Linked DNA regions of Mus musculus: region 1 is linked to region 2. A link is a contact called in ENCODE POLR2A ChIA-PET data. All regions are on one chromosome and are shown on one strand. The core of a region is the stretch at or near the end of the contact, and the rest is flanking DNA. Distances in the headings are between cores, read along the strand shown. Region 1 holds the start of Dcaf6 (DDB1 and CUL4 associated factor 6). Region 2 holds the start of Sft2d2 (SFT2 domain containing 2).

The links. ChIA-PET counts read pairs that join two places held with the same protein, here RNA polymerase II (POLR2A).
Region 1: POLR2A ChIA-PET joins it to region 2 with 20 read pairs in embryonic stem cell. The contact joins the promoter of Dcaf6 here to the promoter of Sft2d2 in region 2. POLR2A ChIA-PET finds 5 or more read pairs at or near these places in 3 of 5 experiments (Patski and embryonic stem cell).

Annotation. Positions count from the first base shown.
Region 1 is chr1:165,459,034-165,463,601 of GRCm38, reverse strand. Dcaf6 (DDB1 and CUL4 associated factor 6) reads left to right here and starts at 3,139. Exons shown (of 19, transcript NM_028759.1): 1 at 3,139-3,471. The coding sequence starts at 3,375. It overlaps Mpc2 (mitochondrial pyruvate carrier 2), which reads right to left and starts at 2,342. Exons shown (of 5, transcript NM_027430.3): 1 at 2,091-2,342. The coding sequence starts at 2,199.
Region 2 is chr1:165,191,408-165,195,953 of GRCm38, reverse strand. It overlaps Sft2d2 (SFT2 domain containing 2), which reads left to right and starts at 1,521. Exons shown (of 8, transcript NM_145512.4): 1 at 1,521-1,714. The coding sequence starts at 1,652.

The DNA of each region.
Region 1 (4,568 bases), core at 1,890-4,389, 270 kb before region 2:
AAAACAAATACTTTTGTACATGCTTTACAGATATTACAATCATTTAATTTTTCACAATCATTTTTAATTTTAAAAGATTTGCACCCAGGCAGTGAGGGCTCACACTTTCAATCATAGCACCCAGGAGGGAGAGGTAGGCAGATCTCTGAGTTTGAAGCCATCCTGATCTACAGAGCTAATTCCAGGACAGCCAGGGCTGCACAGAGATATCTTGCCTTGAAAACCAAACCAAACCAAAAACAAAACACAAAACAAATAACCAACTAACCAAACAAAAAGATTCCTAAGGTTTGGGGAATTCGTTAAAGTCAAGATTTAACCTGCCTCTGTCTTCCAACTCTGTGTTCCTTTTATTACACTTAAAACAGAATTAACCCAAAGACTTCCGGATGAAATGCACAAAATACTCTGTACAGTTTAAGTACTATAAACAATAATTACAAGTGGCTAAAAGCCAGGGTCTTGAAAAAGATCAACAAAAGACTACTTTCCAATTCTCTGTTAGCTTAAGTGCTTTAAAACTGAGCCTGCTCCACACTGTCCTCACTCCAAAGCTGGAGGGTAAGAATTGCCAAAGACCTCAGTTGATTTTGTAACATTCTGATCATTACATAGATTGTCAAATTATTATCTTCTGAAAATCTCTGCCATAAAACATAACAAAGCAGAAAAATGTAAAAACTAATAGGTAACTAAACAAACTTCATCAATAAAGTTCCTTAAAACAAGTTTTATAATGGTTTTCATACTGCAGTAATGCCATTAAGTGTTAAAATTACCATCTATGCAGAGGTATAGACCATTCTGTTATTAGAGTGGACACCAGATTTAATAACCAGCCCAGGCTCTAGAGAACTGCCTCATCCCTTAGAACTAAACCTTCCTCTGGGCATGGTGGCCCACACCTTTAATCCCAGCACTTGGGAGGCAGAGGCAGGTGGATTTCTGAGTTGAAGGCCAGCCTGGTCTATAGAGCTGAATTCCAGGACAGACTGGGCTATACAGAGACGCTGTCTCAAACAAACAAAGAAACAAACAGAACTAAATCTTTCTAATATCAATTGTAGACTATGGATTTAATCTATGTAAAGGCAAAGTTCACTTTTTTGTTAGCAACTCCATTTTTCCACTGTGAGTAAATTTTTCTATTTGCTCAATTTTATGCTTGAAAGACTTCATAATATAATCAGATTTTAGTCCTCACCCAAGTATTACTATCACCCATTTTGTATTAGAAATAAACTAATTTAATAACTGTGATAAAGAGCTAGAGGGACAGGGGCCTTCCAGTTTCTTAAAGAATTATTTTAACTACAAGAATTCTTATCCAGTACTTGTGACAGCTAACATCCTCAAAGAATCAAGCATATGTTATTTTTGATTTTCACACTGAATACATTTTATATGAATTAAGACAGAGGTATAGAATTTTGCCCAAGGTCACATCTTGGTGAGCGGTGGAACAGAACTGTATTCATATCTGCCCACATAAAACACAGATATAACCTGGTCAGTGATTGCATAATGACTGGCTTATTATACTGGGTCTATGGAACCAGGTTGACATTGACTGAACCGGGAAGGGGAAGGGGATGGGGGTGGGGAGCGTCCAATTTTGGGGAGGGCTCACTTAGCAGGCCTCTGCCAAGAGGAACTAAAGTATGACCTTTACTCCAAACCCTCTGCTGAGACCAGACAGACACCTTTTCAGCTCTACCCCACGTGTGCGTTAGAAATTCACGGAGGGAGAAAGGGGAGGAGAAGGAGGGTTTCATGGTGGCCCAAGACCCCTTCGTGGCTCTCAGGAGTTAAGTAAGGTTCAAGTCTGGAGGAGAGGTCGGGAGTGTGAGCAGTGTTTAAGGGAGCGAAGACATCAAAAGTCAACAAGGGCACTGGGTGCTGATACTCGGTTTTTGGAAAGAGACCTAAGATGAAACAAGGTGAAAGACTAGGAGAATTGATGGATTCCCTTCAGTGGCGAGATGAGGGCTCTGGGATTCCGGTAGCAACTCAACTGTCACAGGGCCTCTAATGTCCCGGTTTCGGAGGGAGAGGAACGATCTCCGTGCGAGCCGTTCAGGATTCATTACCTGCCGGGTGGTTGTAAAGCGGCCTCAATTTCTTTGGCAGCAACAACTCCACTTTATCCATGAGTCGGTGGTAGGTGGCCCGCAGGCCTCGGGCGCCGGCAGCTGCCATCGCGGCGGCCTAGGGATCGACAGCAGCAGGGTGGGAGCGCCGCTGTGTCCGCGTTCCTGGCTGACAACGAAGGGCGGCTCGTCACTTTCTCTCTGCAGCGCTGGGGCGTCCGCCTCTGCCCTAGGGCGCCCTTCCCCGGCTCTGGCAGCCAGAGGTGAAGCACCTAGAGGCCGAGTCCCGCAAAGGCTCAGGGGGGCGGAGCTCAGCAAAAGCCCGCCCCGGCCCGCCTCCTGCGAGCGGGTTGGGGAGACCGAGGGGGAGGAGTCATGGCAACAGGTGCTACAGAGGTCGCCGTGCTGGGGCCGCTAGAGCTAGGCGGGCGAGGCGTTGCGCAAGCTTAACGGCCTGCTCTAATTGGCTGGCCTCACAGAGCGGAAGAGGCGTGGCCAGAAATCATCTCCTTCCGGCCCTGGAGGCCATGTTGGAGAGGGGAACCTGAAGCCGCACTTCCGCCCGGTCCCTCACTTTGACTAATAAGCTTTCTGGGCTTCCCTCTCCCGAACTGAAGATGACGCTGGATACCTGTCGGACTTCCTCTTATTTACTTATTGTTTTTGAGTCGGTGTCTTCGCTGTGTACCCCAGGCTGGCTTGGATCTCGCTATGGTCCAGCCTCCCGACTGCTGGGATTGCATGCATGGGTCATCACGCCCGGTTTTTTCCTTTGACTCGAGAGGCGTGAGCAAGACAACCTCAGCGGCTTCCGTCATGCCTCTCCAATCCATTAAGGAGTAGGCTAGAGCGCCCTCAAGCTCCTCTCCTAGGGTGAGGGCAATCGTGACGCACAGCGGCTTCTGTTGCCCGTGTGCATCCTCTCGCGAGAAGGGCCGGGAGGGGGCGTGGTCTAGGGAGGAGAGGGAGGAGCTCGCGGCCGCCTCCGCCTTCGCCTCCGCCTCCCGCGGGAGGGGGGTCGAGGGAGGGGACTGTTGCCGATCTCTAGATGTTCTGGGTAGTCTGAGGAGAGTATGAGGCGAGCCGTGGCCCGGGTACCTCTCCGCTCCCGGGGAGAAGGCGCGGCCGTGGCTGCCGCCCTCTGAGTCGCGGCGCCGGCGAGGCCCCGGGGCGCGCGCATGGTGCTGGTGCCGCTCGGGTGTTGATCGGCCTGTCCCCTCCCTCTCTTCCCCTCCCCACCCCCCGCGGTGGTCTCCCCTTTCCCACCCCAGCCCCTGCGGAGCCATGGCTCGGAGTGGCTCCTGCCCGCACCTGTTGTGGGACGTGAGGAAAAGGTCCCTTGGGCTGGAGGACCCGTCCCGGCTGAGGAGCCGCTACCTGGGTGAGCGGGGGCCCCGGGGCGGCGGCGCTGAGGTCGCCGCCCAGAGGTGGGGGAGGGGGCGCCGCCGGGGCTGTTGGCGACCGGACCGAGCCCCGACCGGGGCGCCCCGCAGGCTAGGTCTCAGGTGGGATGACGGCGATCCGCGCCCGCTCCTCCTAAGGTCGGGGTCCCCTTTGCAAGCTGCCAGGCGCGGCTCAAGCTGGGCTTCCCTCGGAGAGCCGGGCCGTGGGGAGGCGGCACTAAGCCCGGAAAGGTGTTGGGGTCGCTCGTGGGCTGGGACTCCGGAGAAGACTCCGCGAGCCTTACGGAGATGCCACGTTGAACGCCAAAGTTGGCGCTTTTGCTTTTCTCCGGAGCTGTCCCCGCTCAGCCGAAGACCTCAAGGTGTTGCTTGTCCACCTTCTTCTTCGGCTTCCGCAAGGGGTTAGATGTCGCCCGAGAGAGACGCTGTTGACCACCCTCAGGGACTTGACACCCCAGCCGGGCTCGCTGTAAACCGTGGCGCTTAGCCCAAACCTAAAAGAGATCGCGGAGCCCTCCCCACCCCCGCGCCTTCCCAGGTCCAGCCTGCTGTCAGTCCCGTAGACCTCTTTTAGGTGGTGTAAGGTTTCACGTTCCTGTTCCCACCCCTGGAAAACACACTTGGCATTTTCTGTTTCTTAGTTAAGCTTTCTAAAAACAACCTTCAGGACTGTGGACGCAGGGTTCCACCTTTTTCGTTCTGTGTACCGTGAGTTTTGTTGAGTGTGTTGGGTCATGCCAGAGTCAACTAAAAAGTCCTGTTTCTTCAAAGTGCCTCCTCCCCCCAACTCTGTCATTTCTTTGCCAAGTGAAGCGATTTGTTGCTGTCATTTTTTTTTTTTTTTTTACTAACAACAAAAATAGAAAGAAATGAAATCTCATTACAGCCAATACTACTGGCTGTAAATTGCTTAAAGGACGCCTAGGTGTGCGTTTTAATGTTTTTAAATGAATGTTATCATTGTAAGAATTAAATACAAAAAAGCAGAAGTCCCAGAATCGGTCCCATTTGGATTTCATGCCACTGCCCCTAGAAATGTTTCTGTTTTGTGATTATTTTCCTTGATTTATTTCCT
Region 2 (4,546 bases), core at 272-2,771:
TGCCTAAACCTCCATGTAGAGACATTTAAGAACAATGTCACATGATCCAATATCCCTCAACCTTTGTGTGCTCTGTTATGAACACTACTGATCTGAGTGTCTCTTAACCACTGAGTCATCTCTCCAACCCGAGAGTTCTACATCTTGATCTAAAGACAGCAGGAGACTATGTACCACAGTAGGCAGAGCTTGAGCATAGGAGCCGTCAAAGCATAGGAGACCTTCCCCCACAGTGACACACTTCCTCTAACAAGGCCACAACTACTCCAACAAGACCACACCTCCTAGTAGTACCATTCCCTATGGGCCAAGTGTTTACACATGAGCCTGTGGGGGCCAGTTCTATCACCTCACCACAGGTGGCTGGAAAAGCCATCAGGCTAGGAGAGAACAAGGACAGCTTCTACTAAATGCTATTTAAATTCCCCTCTGCTCCAGACCTGTCTATACAGTCATGCTTGCTTTCCACAGTCACGTTTGGAAGCCATTGTGCTCACTCTACAGAGGAAATCAGCTGGGGACCAGAAAGGCTAAGGAGCTTCTAGCTCAAGGCCTCCTAAGTGGCAAATGACAGAGCTAGAGTGGATCTTTCAGGACACAGCCTTTGCACTGTGCTCTGATGTTTGACGTCTTACAGAGAGGTGTAAGGACTCACTGGAAAATGTGGCAGGTAAGAGGAGTCCCTGCAGAGGCAGCAGCAGCTGGTCTTATGTTTTTATGTTTTTATACAAGTGAAGAAGGACGCTGGAGACCTCACATGAAAATATGTGGGAGGTAAAGTGACCTAGGGGGTGTTTCTGAAGTTCCTCTGTGGTCTCCTTTCCCTTTTTTGGGAAGCAGGGACAGTGGTGGAAACTGAACCCAAAGCCTTGCATATGCTAGGCAAGCATTCTCTCACTGAGCTACACCTTGGTCTCAGTGCCTTTTCTGAACTAGTTTAATCTTAACATAGGTGTTCCAGATATCTCTGGCCACCAGTGTGCAAGGTGAGCAAATTTCTGTCCTGTCTGGAAGAGCCCATGACTTCATATGGATTCTGCTTCATAGCCTCAGTAGTGCTGCAGACTGATTGAAGTAAAGCATTTACCAAACACGAAAATATTGATTCTTCTCACCACTTGCCATCTGTTCAGGTGTTGCCCAAGTCATATCTCCCGAGCCATTTCCCCTAGGGATGACGTAGGAATTGCTGCTTTTAAGAATACACAGGGTTGTACTGCTCCAGCCTGTTGCACACTGATTTGTTCTACTTAACGTGGGAAATATATATTTTTATAGATCTGCGGTGTACAACCACCAGCGGATTAACTTCAGCATCCATGGGTAAGTTTGCGAAAGGCCTGCGTTGTTCCAGGCCCTGGCACATGGTGGTGCTGGGCGCTGGAACGAATCCGTGAAGCCCGGGCGCGCAGCCAGCTTCCGGGTTAGGTATCGCCTGGCCGACTTCACCCCGACTCTCTCGGCCCCGCCCCGGGTGACCCCAAGGAGCTCGTTCAGGGGGCGTGGCTGGCGCGGGGCATGCCGGGCGGGCAGGTGGGCAGGTGCCTGGGCGGGGCGCGCCGTGGTTGGCAGCGGGCGGAGGGGCGGCGGCTGCGCACCCCGAAGAGTGGTAGGCGGAGCGAACGCCAAAGGCGGCGGTCGGGACCCTGACATGGACAAGCTGAAGAAAGTTCTGAGCGGCCAGGACACCGAGGACCGCAGCGGTCTGTCCGAGGTGCGTGCACCGGGGGAGTTGGCATTTCTTGGACAGCTGCCCTGCTGTCCTCCGGCCCGCCGCGCCGAGCTCTGCCGGGACACAGCCACAGGTGGCAGCGCGAGCTTTGTGGAAGGCGTGGCTCCCGAACCCTCTCCAACCTTCCCTCCGAAGGGCTTGAGGCTCTGAAGCAAGACCTCAGAAATCTGTGGAGTGGGAGTGTGGATCCCGGGGCCTCCTGGAATCCGGGCCCCGAGCCCCATCCCAGCCGGACCGGCCAGGGAGAGAGAGCCCTTTGGAGTTGGGCGAGGCCGGCGGCCTTCGTGGAAGGATCCACCGCCGGATCGCGGACTAGTTTAGGTTGTGGGGTGTGAGAGCCAGACCTTATGCGTTCTGCTTTGTAATTGTAAAACTCCGTGAACGCCTGATAACAGGGACTTACCAGGTCTCCGAATCTCCAGGGCTACTTTCTAAACTATAGATTCTCACCACGCTCGGAGACTGCCAGTGTGTTTGTTTTGTTAGTAGGGCTTTGATGGCTCTGAAACTTGACCACAAAAGTCCTGTGCTCCAGAGCCACTCAGAATGTCATATTTTGGGTGCTTTGGAAGTTTGTTTACATTTCCTTTCTTGATTGAAGACAGAATTACGTTTTACTTGATGTATCCTTAGCCCCGGTTTCCCCTTCTGAGAAAGAAGGGTGTTGAACGAGATGCAATAGCCCCTTTTCCTTGGAAATTGGAGTTCCTCTTTAGTGTTTACTTGACTTTCTTGTGGTTTCCCCAACATTCTGCGCTCACTTCTGTGGTTGATTTTGTTCTGAGTTTTGTCTTTGCAAAAAAACAAAACAAAACACAACTGCATCTCAAAGAGAATAAATTATTTTGAAGCCAAATACGAGTGACCATGGCCCCAGGACAGATTCAGGTTTCTGCAAACTCAGTGTTCCAACATGATAACAGTTTGATAAGTTCTTAGAGTAACAGAACAAATTAACAAATTAAGGTACTTTTCAGAAGCATTAGTGGAAGCGGTAAGCAGGCAGTTAGGGCAGTGTGGAGGAATCTCAGCTGTGGCTCCCAGAGGCTGCCTGATAGCATTCGAAAACCTTGTTAAGATAATAAATTCCAAGGTGTTTTTCCCTAGCAGTTTCCGGGAGGTTAGTCACTGTTACATCAGACACAGGTGGGCAAGAAAGAACTGCTTCCTGGGGACTAAAGATAACCCAAGGGCAGTTGCAATTAGGCTCAGTAGCTGCAACTTTCCAATCTCTGCATGATCGTTAAAATTCAAATTAGTGATTTTCATGTTTTAATTTTTTCATTTTTAAAAAAAATTTCTGGCTTCTTGTGAACTTTCATATGAGAAGCTCCCTCCCCCCCACAAAAAGCCCCAAGATTTAGTTGACCGTCGCTGTCATGTAAAGATAAGCTCTGTAGAAGGAACAGGCTGTTGTACAAAGTTGGGGTCTTAAAGGAGACTGGCGGAGGGTACGGTGTTGACAGTGAGGTGGTGGTCATCTTCGGGAGTGAATAGTGTAGCGCCATTTGAAAACAAACTGCCTAGTTGTCCCCCCACCCCTTCCTAAATGGAAGGGCTTTGATCTCCACTTACACTTAGGCATATGTTACATCTATTTTAAAAAGACTGTGGCTTCACTCTTGTTTGAAAATATTCTCAGCGGGGCAGTGGTGGTGCATGCCTTTAATCCCAGCACTCTCGGATTTCTGAGTTCGGGGCCAGCCTGGTCTACAAAGTGAGTTCCAGGACAGCCAGGCTACGCAGAGAAACCCTGTCTCGAAAAACCAAAAAAAAAAAAAAAAAAAAAAAAAAAAAAAGAAAGGAAATATTCTGTTTCCTCTTTCTTAGTGCGATTCCTGTTGTGCATCATTGTGTGGCATTTCCAGGGCTTGAACCCCAGGAAATAGTCTGTAGCCAATAGGGTTCCTCTTGGGGATGTTTTGGCTTGGTAATCACCTACTAGGGCCTGCCTCCCTTTAAGTACTCATTAGTGTGGTCACACTTTCCATGGTTTTGAGCCTGGAAAAACTGAAGGCTCCTGTGGTTCTGTGGTTAAATTCCGTCTTCAAGTCTTTTTCAGTTATATAACCTGTAAGAGGTTCCCAGAAAAGTTAAAAAATTTTTTTTCTAATTTATTTTAGTTGCCAACCGAAAAAGTGTGAGTACTTCTGTCTTCTGTCCCTCCTCGGTAGCTGTAAAGTTGGCAGGACTCATACACACGAACAGCCTTACGATCCGAGTCTTCTGACACTCGTCTTCCTAATCACATTCAAGGCCTGGTTTCAGTGGAGTCCTTTCTGGAAGAATAGGCTTTCTGTTTTCTGGAAGGGTTCTTGGGACAAGGAAGGTCGGAGGGTGTCTGATCATACCTCTCAGGGATAAAACAGCGTTCCTCTCTTACCGGCTGCCAGTCTCGCCTCCCTGGGCAGTCCTGAACTATAGCTCTTGGCAGGAGTCTCTCTTCCTTCTGCATCCTGGAGTCAAAAGAACCTTTGTGCATGACCGCCAGTCCGACAGCTTGTGATTACGTTCCCTACGCGTTCTATCTAGGTACTATTTTAGCCGTTTTGATTTTTGAAAAAGCTCTGTGCTAGCAGGGTTGCCAGAAACAACAGCTTAGAGAGAGGTTTTTTCCATCAAGTGAATTCGCTTTCAAAAATTGACAAAAAGTACTTTCCTTTCACGGAGTCTACTTAGAAGAAGTGGAACAAAAGCTTTATCCTCTTCCCCTGACGGAACACAGATAGAGTGGGAAACATGGTGGTGAATTATCCCTGTTCCCTATCCTGTGCCCTGTCCCCACTAAAGAACAGGTTGCATTTGGACGATCGT